3 separate regions of the Mus musculus genome follow, and regions 2 and 3 are each linked to region 1. The links are chromatin contacts, found by POLR2A ChIA-PET in ENCODE. All regions are on one chromosome and are shown on one strand. Each heading gives the region's core, a stretch centred on a gene start or an enhancer-like site at or near the end of the contact. The rest is flanking DNA. Distances are from core to core; before and after follow the strand shown.

Region 1 (4,635 bases), core at 1,569-4,068:
TCAGGAAACATGATTGCCACAGGCTGTGTGAAAGGAAGACTGGACTGGAGAGAGAGGAGCATCAGTAATTCAATGCAAATAAGTACAAGCCCGCCACTAATTTCCAATTACAGAGGCCAGAAATATTCTCATAGCGGCTGCCGAAGCAGGTTCACATTCCTGCTCCCTACCTTGGCTAGCCCAGCCCGATGAGCTCCTTGGGATTCAATGTAGGCAATGTAGCGGCTGAAGTTCCGGAACTCTTCCATGGTGGGGTAAAAGGTCATGATCCGAGCACTGGGGTTCAAAGTTTCTGATTCAGAAGCCATCTTGTCTTCTCTGTTTTTGAGGCCGATTTTGCTAGGATAAAAACCTGAAGTGTTAAGAGAACAAAAGTAAGTGACAAGGAACTGCCCCCTACTACAATGCTTATTTAAATGGACTAGATGGACAAGCAGAATCTGTTCCGTTTAAAAAGAACCCGAGGGGGCTGGTGAGATGGCTCAGTGGGTAAGAGCACCCGACCGCTCTTCCGAAGGTTCGGAGTTCAAATCCCAGCAACCACATGGTGGCTCACAACCATCCGTAACAAAATCTGACTCCCTCTTCTGGATTGTTTGAAGACAGCTACAGTGTACTTACATATAATAAATAAATAAATCTTTAAAAAAAAAAAAAAAAAAAAAAGAACCCGAGGAAACCAGAAGATGCCCAGCAGCCCAGCACGAGGGAGAAAGAAGGCAGGATGTAGAGTTAGTAATCCAACATCTACAATGAGTACACCTGGTCAAGGGGAATAATGTGGTGGTGGTAACACTCCTTTAATCCCAGTACTCAGGAGGCAGAGGCAGGTCAACCTGGTTTACAGAATGAGTTCTAGGACAGCCAGAGCTTCTAAAAAGCTTCCTATGGGCTGTTTTCTGGAGCACGGCATCACAAGATTCTAAACCACTGAGAAGTCACTTAGCTGCAGACTCTAAGGCTTCAGGGGGTTCAAGTTTTAAAAGTACTTTGATAGTAACAGTATGTTAGGAGTTTAAAACACTGAAGGGAAACTCTTCTATCTAAATCAAAATGGTTTCAGCAGTACTCAATGAACTCCGATGGCTCAACTGCACTGAAAGCAGGCAATGAGCTGGCAATACAGGGCACACTCCCCAACTGCCGGGAGAAAATACATAGACATTTTTGGATGAGGTCCTCAAGTAAGTGGGCAGAGCCTAAACCCAGTGTTGGTAATACAACAGATCGCCACAATCGCCACAACCAGAAAAAGACAATGCATGCTAAAAAGGAGCCAGTTTAGAAGCAAAACTGGTATGTCCTTCACTGGACCTCCTCACTCACAGCCCAGGAGTTCTGTTTCCTCAAAGCCACTGGCAGTCCTACTCACTATACAGGAGAAAGCTGCCTACAACCTGCCCACAACCTAGCATGGGTTTTGGGAAGCAGCATGGAGGCAAACTCCAGGGCATTAAACAGAAACCCTGTCATGGTAACTCTTGGGTTTCCATTCCACTCCAAGGGAGGGATTTCTGGCTAGGCATTTTTCATTAACTTTGCATAAAAGATATACTGTTATCCCTGCTTTACATACCAGGAAATGTATCCAAAGTGCCCCCTCTAAAGCATCTTCTACCACTTTCTGCTACCTCAGCTCTAATACTTACATGAACTAAGACTTCTCTGAAAGTGTGGAGGAACTTGAAGCCTATTCAATTTAGGAGACTTTTCCTTTTAAAAGGAAATTTTCAATATATTCTACTTTTGAAATTTTTACAAAAAGGTATCATAAATATCAGACTGGGGCTCCTCCCCTGGGCTTCAAAGGTGGTCACAATGTTGCTTCATCTGCCTCTAGCTCTGTTTATCTTTGTGTGTCCAGAAGCTAGAACAATGCTCGCCACAAAGTAGGCACTCAGTAACTGCTGAATAACTCATATCCTCTGCTCACTTTAGCGGATCATCCCATTACTTTAACTCTAGGGTTCCATTCCCGCGATCTATTCCCTTGGGGAAATCTGGTCTGGGGCACCTTCCCGTCCGCCTTCAGCAACAAAGCAAAGAGTACCGGGAGCTAAACCTTCGGCTCTAGAGTGAAAACTCTGAATACCGGTCTGATCTCTGTCACTTTTTAACACCTTGGCTGTGTGAATGGACTGGATGAGTCTCAGTTTCTCCACCTGCAAAATGGGGACCCCAAACCCCTGCCTTGATGGATCGTATGATTAACTTAGATGATGCAAGCGAGCCCTAAACGCTAGGCCCGGTAAGCACTCCATAAAGGCAGCTGTTGCTAACAGTGACCTGAAACTCCCGCACTCTCCGCCCCCGCAGCCACCCCCGCGGCATCCCTCCAAAGGCAGCCCGGTTCCCAGTGTCCCCACACACCACTTACAGACACTGCCCCTCCCGGCCCCACCGCCTAGGCGAGGGAGGCCCGGCCGCAGGAAGAAGAAAATAAGGCCCAGTGGGCCCGCCCCCCTCTCCCGACGCCCATTGGCCACTAGAGATTGGAAAGAACCAATCGCAAAACTTATTTTAGAAGCTCCTTTCTCTATTGCTCAAACCCCATGTCGATCACAGAGCACAGAAAGACCCACCTCACCACCCTCCCCCACTGGAGCTCACGGCCAAGGGTTTTGGCAGCATCAACCCCTTGGGGAATCCAAAACCCGATGGCTCTCACCTGGAGCCTAAAGCCCTAGCAGGGCTCAGGCCCGATTGCTGTTGTCGCCACTCGCCGATCCCACTGTCTTTCTTGAGGGCGAAAGACAGAGCTCCGCCTCCTTTAAAGTCTGACTCTGCGCAGCCTCACAGAGCCCATAGTCAACCAACCCAAGAATGGCTTTAGGTCCTCAGCTAACCAATGAACACTCACTACACCGACTCGGCGTCTGGAACTACGAGTCCGCTTAGCCTATGAGCGTCGTCTCGAGCTGTTGCCAGGAGAAAACGCTGAGCCTCCGGGGACTGGGGCCACTGAGCATCAGGGCTGGATCCAGAGTTAGCCTATCAGAGGCTGACTCAGATCTCCATAGTTAAGCTGGGTAGAAAGAAGCGAATACCCTGAAATGGGCTAGCCGGTTATGGGGAAGGGCGAGCAGGTGGTTATAGGATGTTTCTAGCGAAAGGATAAGCCTAATTTTCTTGGAGTAACTCCTTTGCCTAAGATATAAAGGCGATGGAAGACCTCCGGGAAAGTTTCTAAAGTCAAGGAGTTCAGAGAACGTGACCAGCATGTCCAAGTTTGCCCAGTACTCTCAGTTTGACTCTCTTCTCTAAGAAGCCCCTCGCCTGCTGGCAAGGCGGGTTAGGTAAAGATCTGCTCCAGGAGAAGGAGCCCTGGGGGGTCATTAGGACAGATCCTGAAGGAAGATATCCCTGAGGCTTTTTAAAAGCGGCTCCCCTTGAGCGAAAATTTGGGGTCATTAGCAGCTCTTGGAGCGAACAGGGTGATTCTAAGAATCATTAAAGGCACTTCAGGGGGCCGAACAGGATCCCTAGAAGTCATTAGGAGCAGTTCCTGAGAGGCTGTGAGCAGCCTTAAGGAGTTCCCAGATTGTCAAGGACGATGAAGAAAGAGAGGTTAACACCCTTATAAGTCAAATAAGGAGGAGAACTCACTAGGGCATAAAACATGAGCAAAATTCCCGATAGCACCGGGAAGAAGAGTTGTATTGTGTTTGAACTGCTTTCAAAACCAACCCTTCGGTACAGAGAGATGACTGAGAGGAAAGGCACAAGTCTTATGATCTGAGGTAAGCTGTTGAAGGAGAGAATCAATACAAGTTCACAAGATGTCCTCTGACTTTAGTGGATTGCAGTGTCACCGCCGCCACAAACACACTAAATAAATAGGTTAAAAAAAAAAAAAGTAAGCTGGGCGGTGGTGGCACATGCCTTTAATCCTAGCACTTGGGAGGCAGAGGCAGGCAGATTTCTGAGTTTGAGGCCAGCCTGGTCTACAAAGTGAGTTCCAGGACAGCCAGAGCTATACAGAGAAACCCGGTCTCAAAAAATACCAAAAAAAAAAAAAAAAAAAAGTTTTTAAACAACTTCTCGTCCATGCCTGGATTTTTCAAGGGGAACAAATTCAGGAGAGTTGAGATGGATGGCAAGAGTTTACCAATGTTAACTAAAAGGAGATACTTCATAGAATGCTATGGGTTAAATATCTAGGCACATATCTGATGAAAAGGGTGCTTTAAAAAAAATGAGAGGCCAGCCTGGAATAGGTAGTTCCAGGATAACCAGAGTTACATAGTAAGACTCTTTCTTAAGAGGGAGAGATGCAGCCGGGCATGGTGGTGCACGCCTTTAATCCCAGCACTCAGGAGGCAGAGGCAGGCAGATTTCTGAGTTTGAGGCCAGCCTGGTCTACAAAGTGAGTTCCAGGACAGCCAGGGCTATACAGAGAAACCCTGTCTCTATATATAAGAGGGAGAGATACAGAGATAGATATGTGGGCATCATGGCACAAGCCTACCAATCTTAGCCCTTGAGGGGTAGAGGCAAGAAAATCAGAAGTTCATAGCTGGGCATGGTGGCACGTCTTTAATTACAGATCTTGGGAGACAGAGACAGGTGGATCTCTGTGAGCTTGAGGCCACCCTGGTCTACATAAGGAGTTTCAGGACAGCCAGGGGTACATTT
Region 2 (4,635 bases), core at 1,333-3,832, 110 kb after region 1:
GACTCTCTTTTCCTTCCCCACGAAGTGCCTGCTCACTCCCACAGCTGCACAGTTCTCTCGGCTTCTCATAGCAGCCCTGAGGCCCACCCTAGTCTCGATTATCTTTCTACAGGGGACTGAACCTAAGACCCGCAAAGAGATCTTGCCCTGTCACGCTGGAGCGCAGAGGTTGTTCAGGCTGGGGGCTACCTCCTCCCACTGAGGTCCTCAAACTGACTCTAGTACAGGTGACTGGGAAGAAGTATAGAGACAGCACAAAGCACCGGGAACAGTATCTTGCTACACATCAATACAACTCACAAGGCAAGGTTTCCAGCCAGCCTAGCCTTGCTGCAGTTCACCTCACCCCACCCCCAGCAAACTGCTTCTCTGGCACCCAGAACTAAAGTCCTCTTCCCATAGCCCTAAACACATGGGCCTGGACAGAGGGAAGGGGATGCGGCTGCGAGAAGAGAAGGATCCTATTAAAACTGTCCCCATTAGAGGAAGGGAAGAGGACCATGGTGACTCAAGGGAAACAAAACCATGAAGGAACTGTATTAGAAAGTGCAAGAAAGCATGTGTGCAGCAAGGCCTGAGGCTGAGTGTGCAGGGCGCACGCACAGACAGGTGTGCCCTGTGTGCAAGCACAGCGGGTTTCTGCAGGAGGGCTCCTCCTTCCAGGGACTGTGAAGTGCACTGGCAGAATGGAGGGTGAGCTGAGACCCAGAAGGCAGGTGGGAAGGTGGGGCCTATGGGGTATGTGGCCTGAGCCCTAGCTGAGAGTGAAGGCTTGTTCTTAAAGAGTCGTTGGAGCCCTAGGCATATCCACATAATCTGTAAAAACAGGGATTTTCACGCTCCCTGAAGCAAGAGTTAAAACGGAGCCAAAACAGAATACCCCCCCCCTGCCCGGCCCCCGATTTCCTGTCAGACCTCTCCCCTGGATCCTATCAGGTTCCTGGTACCTCCCAGAGGATCCCAGACTGGGCCCTTCATCCAGGAACTACCACTGACTGTCCTTCCTTCCCCAGGCCTACCAACCAGAAAATACTTCCCCGTATTCCCAGGCCAGAGCCAGCACCGGGTCACTCAGGATGCCACCCTGGGCCCTTCAGCAGCACAAGTGGAGTCTTCCTCAACAACAGCCCTTGGTTATCCAGCATCCCCAGGCCGGCCCTGGCTGCTCTCAGGGTGGTCCTCCCTCCCATTCCACAGCTACTGGCAGGTAGAGCTCCCACCCCACCTGCTCCAACTCAGGGGCCCTGCAGAGGGAGGGGGAGAAATGGGGAGAAGGGCTAGCCCCTCCCCCTCCCGGGGTAAGAAGAACCAGAGGGGCCGCATTCCGGAGACGTGGGGGAGGGGGCCTGACAGAGGGGGATTCAGAGACACCAAGCAGAGAGACACCTAAGGAGGGAGCTACAGAGACATGGAGGCACAGAGGCCCGGGGAGAGGGAACAGGGAGACCCGGGGAGAAGGAACACGGAGACTCGGGGAGAGGGAACATGGAAACCTGGGAGAGGGAACAGGGAGACCTGAAGAAAGGGAACACGGAGACCTGGGGAAAGAGGACAGGAAGACCAGGGAGAAAGAACCCGATACTCGGGGAGAGAAACAGAGACTGGAAAGGGAGAGAAACCCACGGCTGGACAAGCTGAGACCGCAGGGAGGAAGATCGGGAGGCAGTGAGCGACACAGGGAGCCGGAGACACCTAGGGAAACCGAGAAAGGCGCCGAGACGAAAACCCGGGCGCAGAGACTGGGGACCAGGCACACCCGAACGGGACGGGACGGGGCGGGACGCCGGGAGGCGACTGAGTGAACTTTCGGAGCGGGTCCGAGCGCACCCGTCCTCCCGGGACGAGCCGCTCTGGGGCCTCGAGGGCGCCGCTCGAGGTGGGGGTTGGGACCGCCCGGCCGGCCCCTCCCCGGGCCGCGCTCCGTACGGAGACCAGGGAAGGGGGGCTCGCAACTCACGCCCCGCTCGTCCCGGGGCCGCACGTGCGCCCGGTTGCCCGCGAGACCCGGCGTCGGCTGCGGCTCTTCCGCCGGCGGGGAGGGGGCGCCGTGGGACGGGGGAGGCGGCCTGGACCCGCCCGGGGCCGGCGGGGGAGGCTGAAGGCCGCCCCCGGAGCGCGACCGCGGCGGATGGGGAACCGGGCGCCCACCGGCGCGGGGAAACTTTGCACGGGGGGTGCGGGCTGCGGCTCAGGTGCGGCGGGGGCTCGGACGAGATCGCGGGCGCGGCAGGTGGGGGCGCGGCCCGGCCTCCGGGCGCCCCCGGGCCCGCCCCCGGCTCAGCTCCACGGACGCGGGGGCAGGGTGGGGATGGCGCGGAAGGGCCGCGCATCGAGGGGCCCGAAGGGGGCTCGGGGGGTCACTCACCGCCTCTCCGGGGGCCGTCGGTCTGCATGTCCCCCCTCGAGCCGCTGAGGCCGCCGTTCTCAGTCCGCCGCTGCCGCCGCCGTCGCCCGCTCCCGCCACCGCCACCTCCACCGCCGCCCGAGCAGGAGCCGGAGCCGGAGCCGGAGCTGGAGCCGGAGCCGCCGCCTCTGCCGCCGCCGCCGCCACCGCTCCCGCGCCAGCTCCAGCCGCGCGCGCCCGCCCGCCCGCGCCCGCGTCCCTGCCCCTGCCGTGCGCGTCCCCGGCGCCGCCCCTCCCCTCGTGCACTCTCGCTTGTAGAGGAGTGGAGCTGTAGGCCCAACGAGGCTGCAGACCAACCCCAAGTCTAAACCGCCTGGAACATCAAAATTGAGCTTAAACCTCAGGAACGAGCGTGGATAGAACCAAACTTAGACACAAAAGTCCAGACCCTCCCAAATCCTCACATGTACGTAATACTTCTCTAGGGTCCCCTGCCGCCAATCCAACCCAGAACCACCTTTAAACCTAATGTTGAGTCCAGACCCTAAAATTTGCCTAGCAATCAGAAAAAGTAGTAATTTTTTTTTTAACTGAACGCCTATAGTGTATGGACTCCAATTACAGATTCGAACACTAAATGGCTTCATTTCTTCTACCTGGCCTAAGTTTGATATTGATAGCAGCCCCAACCCTTGGTCTGAATGGAGTCCGGTATAGATATTGAGACCCTTATACAGAAGAAAATACTATGCTAAGGCAGCTGCCTCACACCGGAGCCCAGTGCTTTCATGTGTTCTAGTCTCTGCTTTATTTCTATCCCAGACAAGAACATTTCCCTGCTGGGATTCTTGATTTTTAAAGAAGATTTTTATTTATATATGTATTTGTGTGTGTACGCCAGTGTGTGTGTGTGCTTGTATATGCATATTCACCGTGTGGTGTTACAGGAGGGTGTGAGGAACCCAGTGTGGGTGCCGGGAACCAGACCCAAGTCCTCTGCTCTTGATTGCTGAACACTCCAACGCTGAAACTCTCAATTCCAATAGAAAAATTGGAACTGGGTCACCAGAGGAGTTGGGGAACACACCCTAATACAGACACTGATCTCAATACCTCTCCCATCTTGGTGATCTTTTAGTATAATAATCTGATCCAACTCTAATAATTGTGCAACCTGAGATGGGACTGGCTTTACAGAAACTCCACACGGACCTTTATCTCTACACCGCTCTTCCCCTGTGCTCTGATCTGAGGTCAACCCCACCCAGAGGCTAACCAATATCCCAACATCTACACTAATTCTAGCAGATATGAATGATCCCCGGTCTCAAGATCTGTTCAGTATACGCCTTAGCATTGAATTCCAGACTCCTTGTCCACAGCCACACCACCCTGAAACCATCCACTTGCATTTGAACTTCACTGACCTCATGTCAAATTCAAATGCACGTGCCACCGTGTCCAGTGTGTGCAGTGCTAGGGACTAAACCAATAACCTGCTTGAAGATTTATATTCCAAGCTGTGATTATAGGGACTTGGTGATCTCCAAACAAGAGCCAGCCTTGGCATCAAAGCCTTCAGGCTCCTCACGTGAAACTATCACTTAGAAAGTCATCAAGGTCACGCCAGCCATTTTCTGTTCCCAATCCCACACCACGAGGCTTCACCATTAAGACAAGAGGTGAGACCCTTCTGGCCTCTACAGCCTGGATCAGGTGAGATCCTTTGTGAAGGCTCTGGTCTCTGCATAGCATCTCTCCGATTTTTCTGAGAATTTAAAATCAGATGAGAAATAAAAACAAGATCTGGGGACTATTGAGGCTCCTGGGTTCTCAATGGTTACCTGCTAGGTTTAGGGATCTGGGTTGAGGATCAAGTTCAGGGGAACACCTAAATCACAGGGCAGCTTTTGTCTTGGAGCTGCATTCACAAGCAGTACGCGTGCGCCCCCTGGTGTACGATAAGGCAATAGGCCTGGCTTCCGAGAATCTGGGCACTTCGGCCCAGATGACAAATAGATCAAAATGAATACTCCTAAGGCAGTGGTTTTTCACCCACGGGTAATTTTGTTGTGCTGTGGGAGAGCTGCTGCAATTTTTTTTTATCCATCTTTAAATATATTTTGTCTGTTTTTCAGAACTCTGACTGTTTAGTTCCCCAGTTTAAAAACATATAATTTTCGACCTCCTTTTCGCTGACTTCTGGAAACAGCTCTTTCCCCTGGCTTTACCGGCCTAGCCTGCCCTCCATGACCACGGGTTCTCCAATTACTTGGCCGCGTCGTCTCTTC
Region 3 (4,635 bases), core at 1,593-4,092, 92 kb after region 1:
GACGGGTTTGCCTGGAAGAGACAGAGACACTCAAATCAAGTGGCATGATCACACCAGGCATGGTCAATGCTACCATGCTACAGGTAGCAGGCCTTGGGGACGAGGGGGCAAGAAAGACTTAGAGAGAACAACAATAATACCTAACTTTTATATAGTGCTTAATAAGTGCCGAGCCCTGTTCAAAGAGCGGAACCCTTGTAACTCTTTGAAGCCAAGGAGGTGGGTGCTATAATTACTGTTTACAGAGAAGAAATCAAGGTGTGCGGAGGTCAAGAGATTTGTTCATTGGGACACAGCTGGTCAAGAGCAGAGTCTGGAGTTGGGCTCGACCTCCGTCTGTCTCCGGCTCCTGGTTATTCCAAGCTCCGGGAATAACAAAAAAATAAAAACGATACTGGAGAACTGCTTTCTGGGAAGTGCCCCAGACTCTCCTAGAGCCTTTCCATCTACCCTAAGCCTTAGGCAGACCCCGGGACTCCTCCTCTTCCCTACCCCTGCATTCCAACAGCCCCAAAGGCCTGGACATTCCAGCTCCTGAGAGGCTCTGGATGACTTCCCAGAGGGATGCTTTCCTGTAACTCCCTGCCCCCACCGGCTTGGCAACTGCCTTTCCACAGCATGGGCAGCTCCAGAGTTCCTACTCCAAAGGAGGAGGACAGGGGCTCAGCCAAGGCCTGGCCATACCCTCCATGTCCCACCACCCAGGGTCACAGCCCCAAGCAAGCTGGCTCATTGAGACGTAGCAATGCCTCGTTAATCCTGACTGTGGATCCGTTTCCTATTAGTGCAGCCAGTGCACGGTGCAGGAAAGCCAGTGCCTTGGGAACTGGCCCTTCAGAGGATCTGCTTGTTGCCCATAACCCAGGCTCAGTTTGGGCCCTGGCAGAAAAGTGCCCACTGTGCGCCAGGTACTTTATGTCACTTCATGCACAACTGGTGCCTCAGCTTTCTAGGCTGAAGGACCAAGTCACATGCCCAGAGTCGCACAGCCAGTGAGTACTGACACATTTGGGACCCAAATGTAGGCCCATCAAAGTCCAAAACACCTGACACAAAAAGTTCACAGGAGGCAGGGGACCTTGTTGAAGAGAACAGCCAGTGGTGGCAAAAGTCAGACAAAAGCAGAGGAGTAGCCGAGGTGAGGGAGAGGCACAGGTGACTGTCACAGCACGCTGTGACTAGGAAAGAGATGCCAACTGGAGGAAGGTTTGGAAACTCTTGGAGTTTTATCTGTATTATGTATACGTGCCTGCTTGTCTGTATGTGCACCACATGTGTGCAATGCCCACAGTGGCCAGAAGGGGGCATTAGATCTTCTAGAGCTGGAGGTGGCTGTGAACTGCCTGATGTGGGTGCTGGGAAGCAAACCCAGGTCTCTACAAGATCACTTGCTGCAAGCACTCTTGACCACTGAGCCAGCTCTCCAGCACCAATTCTGGTTTTTTTTTTTGGTTTTGTTTTGGTCTTTTTTGTTTTTTTTTTAAGGACATGTGTCAGTGGCAGGCCTTCACCCAGGGCAGGCAGTCACTTGTTAACATCAGCAGCCCTGTGGGTCAGTGGATCCATAATCACCCTCATTTTAGAGATAGGGAAAGACATCCAAGCAGTGGAAGGAACAAGGACCAATGAGTCAGTGTTCTGGGGTGGAGCTGGGGTTCACTCTACATTCTAAATCCTAAACTCACTTTAAATAACCTGTGTCCTCCCCAGGAAGAAAGCTCGGGACCCACCACAATCTGTTCCTGGGGGGGGGAGGCTGAGCAACTCAGAGGGCCCAGTGCAGGCAGGGGCCAGGAAGTCATGCAGGTGACCCAAAAGTTCTGAACTCCTTTCTGCCTCTACCACCCTCCCACCCCCACCCCGACCCCCGCCTCTGGAGAGAGGTGTGGATCTTTCCTAGTCTGTAGAATTTACAAAGCCTATCACTGTTGCCAATACCTGCCTGAGAGGAAGCCCCCTCCTCCAGGGTCTACTGAGGTTATCTCTTAACCCCTCCCCCACCCCAGTAGCTTCCAGCTCTGCATCCCCTCCATGGGACAAACGGCTTGGCTGGCTGAACAGGCTGATGGCCCTGCCTCTGTCACCCCCACCCCACCTCCTCTATTCTCTATTCTGAAGCCAGAGAACAAGCCTCCTCCTGATCAAATCTCTCCAAAGGCCTCCCACTGCTCTTTACAAAGAGTAAGCTCCTCTCACTGCAGACAAAGCTCTGCCAGGTCTGACCCAACCATGCTCCCCAGAGTCCTGGCTTTAGAGCCCTGAATAAGCAATGCTGCCTCAGGGCCTTTGCGTAAGCTGCACCTTCTGCTAAGCGCCTCTTCGACTACCCCTTACCCACTAACATCCTAAGTCACCTCTGAACGTCATCGTCTCAGAAAACTCTCCCCTATCCCTCCCTAACCCCCACCCCCACCAAACTCGCTCTGCCGCCCACAGTTTGCCCACAGTTTCGGGGTGCACAGGAAGCTAAAGCCTTCCCACCTTTCTGGTGTTTAATAGTTGCTTCCCAATCAGACCATGACCCTGGGCAGAGCAGATTCCATGTCTGTCCTGTCTTCTGCCCTGTCCCACTGTCTGACCCAGTTCCTGACACCCAGGTGTGCAGAACAGGAAGAAGAGGACAGAGGAAGGAGTGAGAGGAGTGTAGAAGGCTGGGGCCTCACGTACTCCTTCCCTCTAGGCAAGAGAGAAACCCAGGGAATAAGTGCCCCTCCAGGTCCTGCCTCAACGTGTCTCCAGTGAAACCAGAGGCTGGAACCTGAAGAACCAGAAAGACTAGGAGTGTGCTGGGGTGGGGTGGGGTGGGGCCTCCCGAGCCAAACAAAGAGCCGAGGCTGGGCAGGAGTCAGGTAGCTCCGGAGCAGCCAGCAGGAACAAACCTGGAAGCTGTGTGGGGGCTGGCCTGTGCCCAAGGCCTGGGGCCATCAGGGAGGTACAACTACTCCTCTCCCTTGGAGACTGGAGAAGAGCCAGGGTGCTGCCCAGGATCAGGCTGGCATTGCTCCTCCAGTCCCAGGCTCCTTCTATGCCTTCTATGCCTTGGTTCCGACTAAGGGTACCCTCGCAGAGGCCCGGGGCCACCTGGCTCTTCCTCCTTCCAGCGCCCTAGCTAGCCTAGGATCTTCCTGTTGTTCCTCAGGAGACTTTCAGAGATCACAGTCAAATCTTGTTTCTACCCTGTCTCCCCAAATTTGCTCCTGCTAGCTTCTCTAAATTCCCCCTTTTTCCATTCCAGCAAGGATCTTGATTTGTATGCACTTGCCAGAGGTCAAGCAAGCACTCTGCTGAGAACTTAGCTTGAGCTTGCTCACAATCCAGGCCTGCCTCTGTGTGTACCCTGCATCCTTTATTAGCCCCCTCTTCCAGACTGTGGAAGCCTGGCCCACACCCCACTGCCAGCTGGGGTGCCAGGCAGGCAGGCAGGCAAAGCCAGGCTACTGCGGCCACCCTGCCTTGGGCCTTATCAGCTGCTGCTGCTGGTGGTGGTGGTGGTGGTGGTGTGTGTGTGTGTGTGTACGCGCCATGGGTGGTTGAGTGCCTTTACTTGCTGAGCCATCTTGTTGGTCTATGAGCAAAACTTCTGAACCAGAAAACAGGTGTCATCTGAACAAGCAAGGAGCAGCTTTGTGTCACAGTTACCTGCTGTGTCACCCAACCCCGTGGGCAGCTACTCACAGTAGGATACCCTGGGCCATGCTTTACATGTCAACCGCTGACCCTGTACATGAGAGGAAGTTACCAGAGAGAGGGCCTGGCTTGGGCTAGAGGGAGGCACAGCCCCTGGAGACATGAAGACATGCAACTCCAGAGACGGCTAAACTGGGCCACCTCCAAGGCTCCTCCATGGGGAGACTGATTGCTATTTTGTGCCTCCCCTGAGAAGCACATATACACAGGCACACAAACAGCACTGCACACGGAGGAAGCACACACAGCACTTTAGGACCACGAGGGCAGGGGAGCTGCTGGAGAGGTGATTTCCCAGGCCCTGAGTGGCTCTGAGCTGAGGACTCAATGAGCTGGGGACTTAATGAGCTCCTGTGACTGCTCCTGGCAGCCTCCCCCAGCCCTGTCCACTCAAGGGCAATCCTGGCTCCAGGAGGCACTGCAACAGGGGGAGAACTCAATAGGTGCCAGGTGCCTTGCCCATGTGACCTCGGTTAACCTTTACAGGTCGGAGTGATTACCCCTGTTGTGCAATAGGAAAACAGGCTCAGAGAAAGCACTTGTGCCGGAAGCTCCAGAGGGCAGGGTCTAGACGGGCCACCCATAAACATGAGGGGGAGGGCCCTGCCATGTTCCAAAATAGGGGCTTTGGAGAAGCAACACACACACACACACACACATACACTCTTCAGTCTCCTGCCTCTCTGCTTCATACCACCGACCCCTTCACCTACCAAGCACCTTGCTCAACTTTAATGCCTGCAAATAACCTGGTCATAACCAGGACCCAACGTACACCTGGTCTTGGGGGCGGGGATCCCATCGCTGGCCTGTGCTGTCTTCAGGACTCTGGCTCTCTCGTAAGCTCAGAAGGCCAGGGCAGGGGTATGACTCTGCCAGTCTCATTCCTTCATTGGGCAATCCTCTATGTTAGCAAATGCCCACTCATCTTCAGGGGCCCTCTTTTCC

The links. ChIA-PET counts read pairs that join two places held with the same protein, here RNA polymerase II (POLR2A).
Region 2: POLR2A ChIA-PET joins it to region 1 with 20 read pairs in embryonic stem cell. The contact joins the promoter of Ptprf here to the promoter of Kdm4a in region 1. POLR2A ChIA-PET finds 5 or more read pairs at or near these places in 4 of 5 experiments (Patski and embryonic stem cell).
Region 3: POLR2A ChIA-PET joins it to region 1 with 38 read pairs in embryonic stem cell. The contact joins the enhancer-like site here to the promoter of Kdm4a in region 1. POLR2A ChIA-PET finds 5 or more read pairs at or near these places in 3 of 5 experiments (Patski and embryonic stem cell).

What each region holds. Positions count from the first base shown.
Region 1 is chr4:118,177,225-118,181,859 of GRCm38, forward strand. Kdm4a (lysine (K)-specific demethylase 4A) reads right to left here and starts at 2,819. Exons shown (of 22, transcript NM_001161823.1): 1 at 2,669-2,819; 2 at 171-352. The coding sequence starts at 308.
Region 2 is chr4:118,288,815-118,293,449 of GRCm38, forward strand. It overlaps Ptprf (protein tyrosine phosphatase, receptor type, F), which reads right to left and starts at 2,583. Exons shown (of 33, transcript NM_011213.2): 1 at 2,366-2,583.
Region 3 is chr4:118,269,614-118,274,248 of GRCm38, forward strand. It overlaps Ptprf (protein tyrosine phosphatase, receptor type, F), which reads right to left. Exons shown (of 33, transcript NM_011213.2): 4 at 1-11. Among named protein-coding and RNA genes, the nearest start is that of Gm52705, 11 kb to the left of the region's middle. Within about 2 kb of position 2,843, at least 1 of the 3 ENCODE cell types and tissues checked has a DNase peak (open chromatin) inside an H3K27ac peak, as active enhancers do.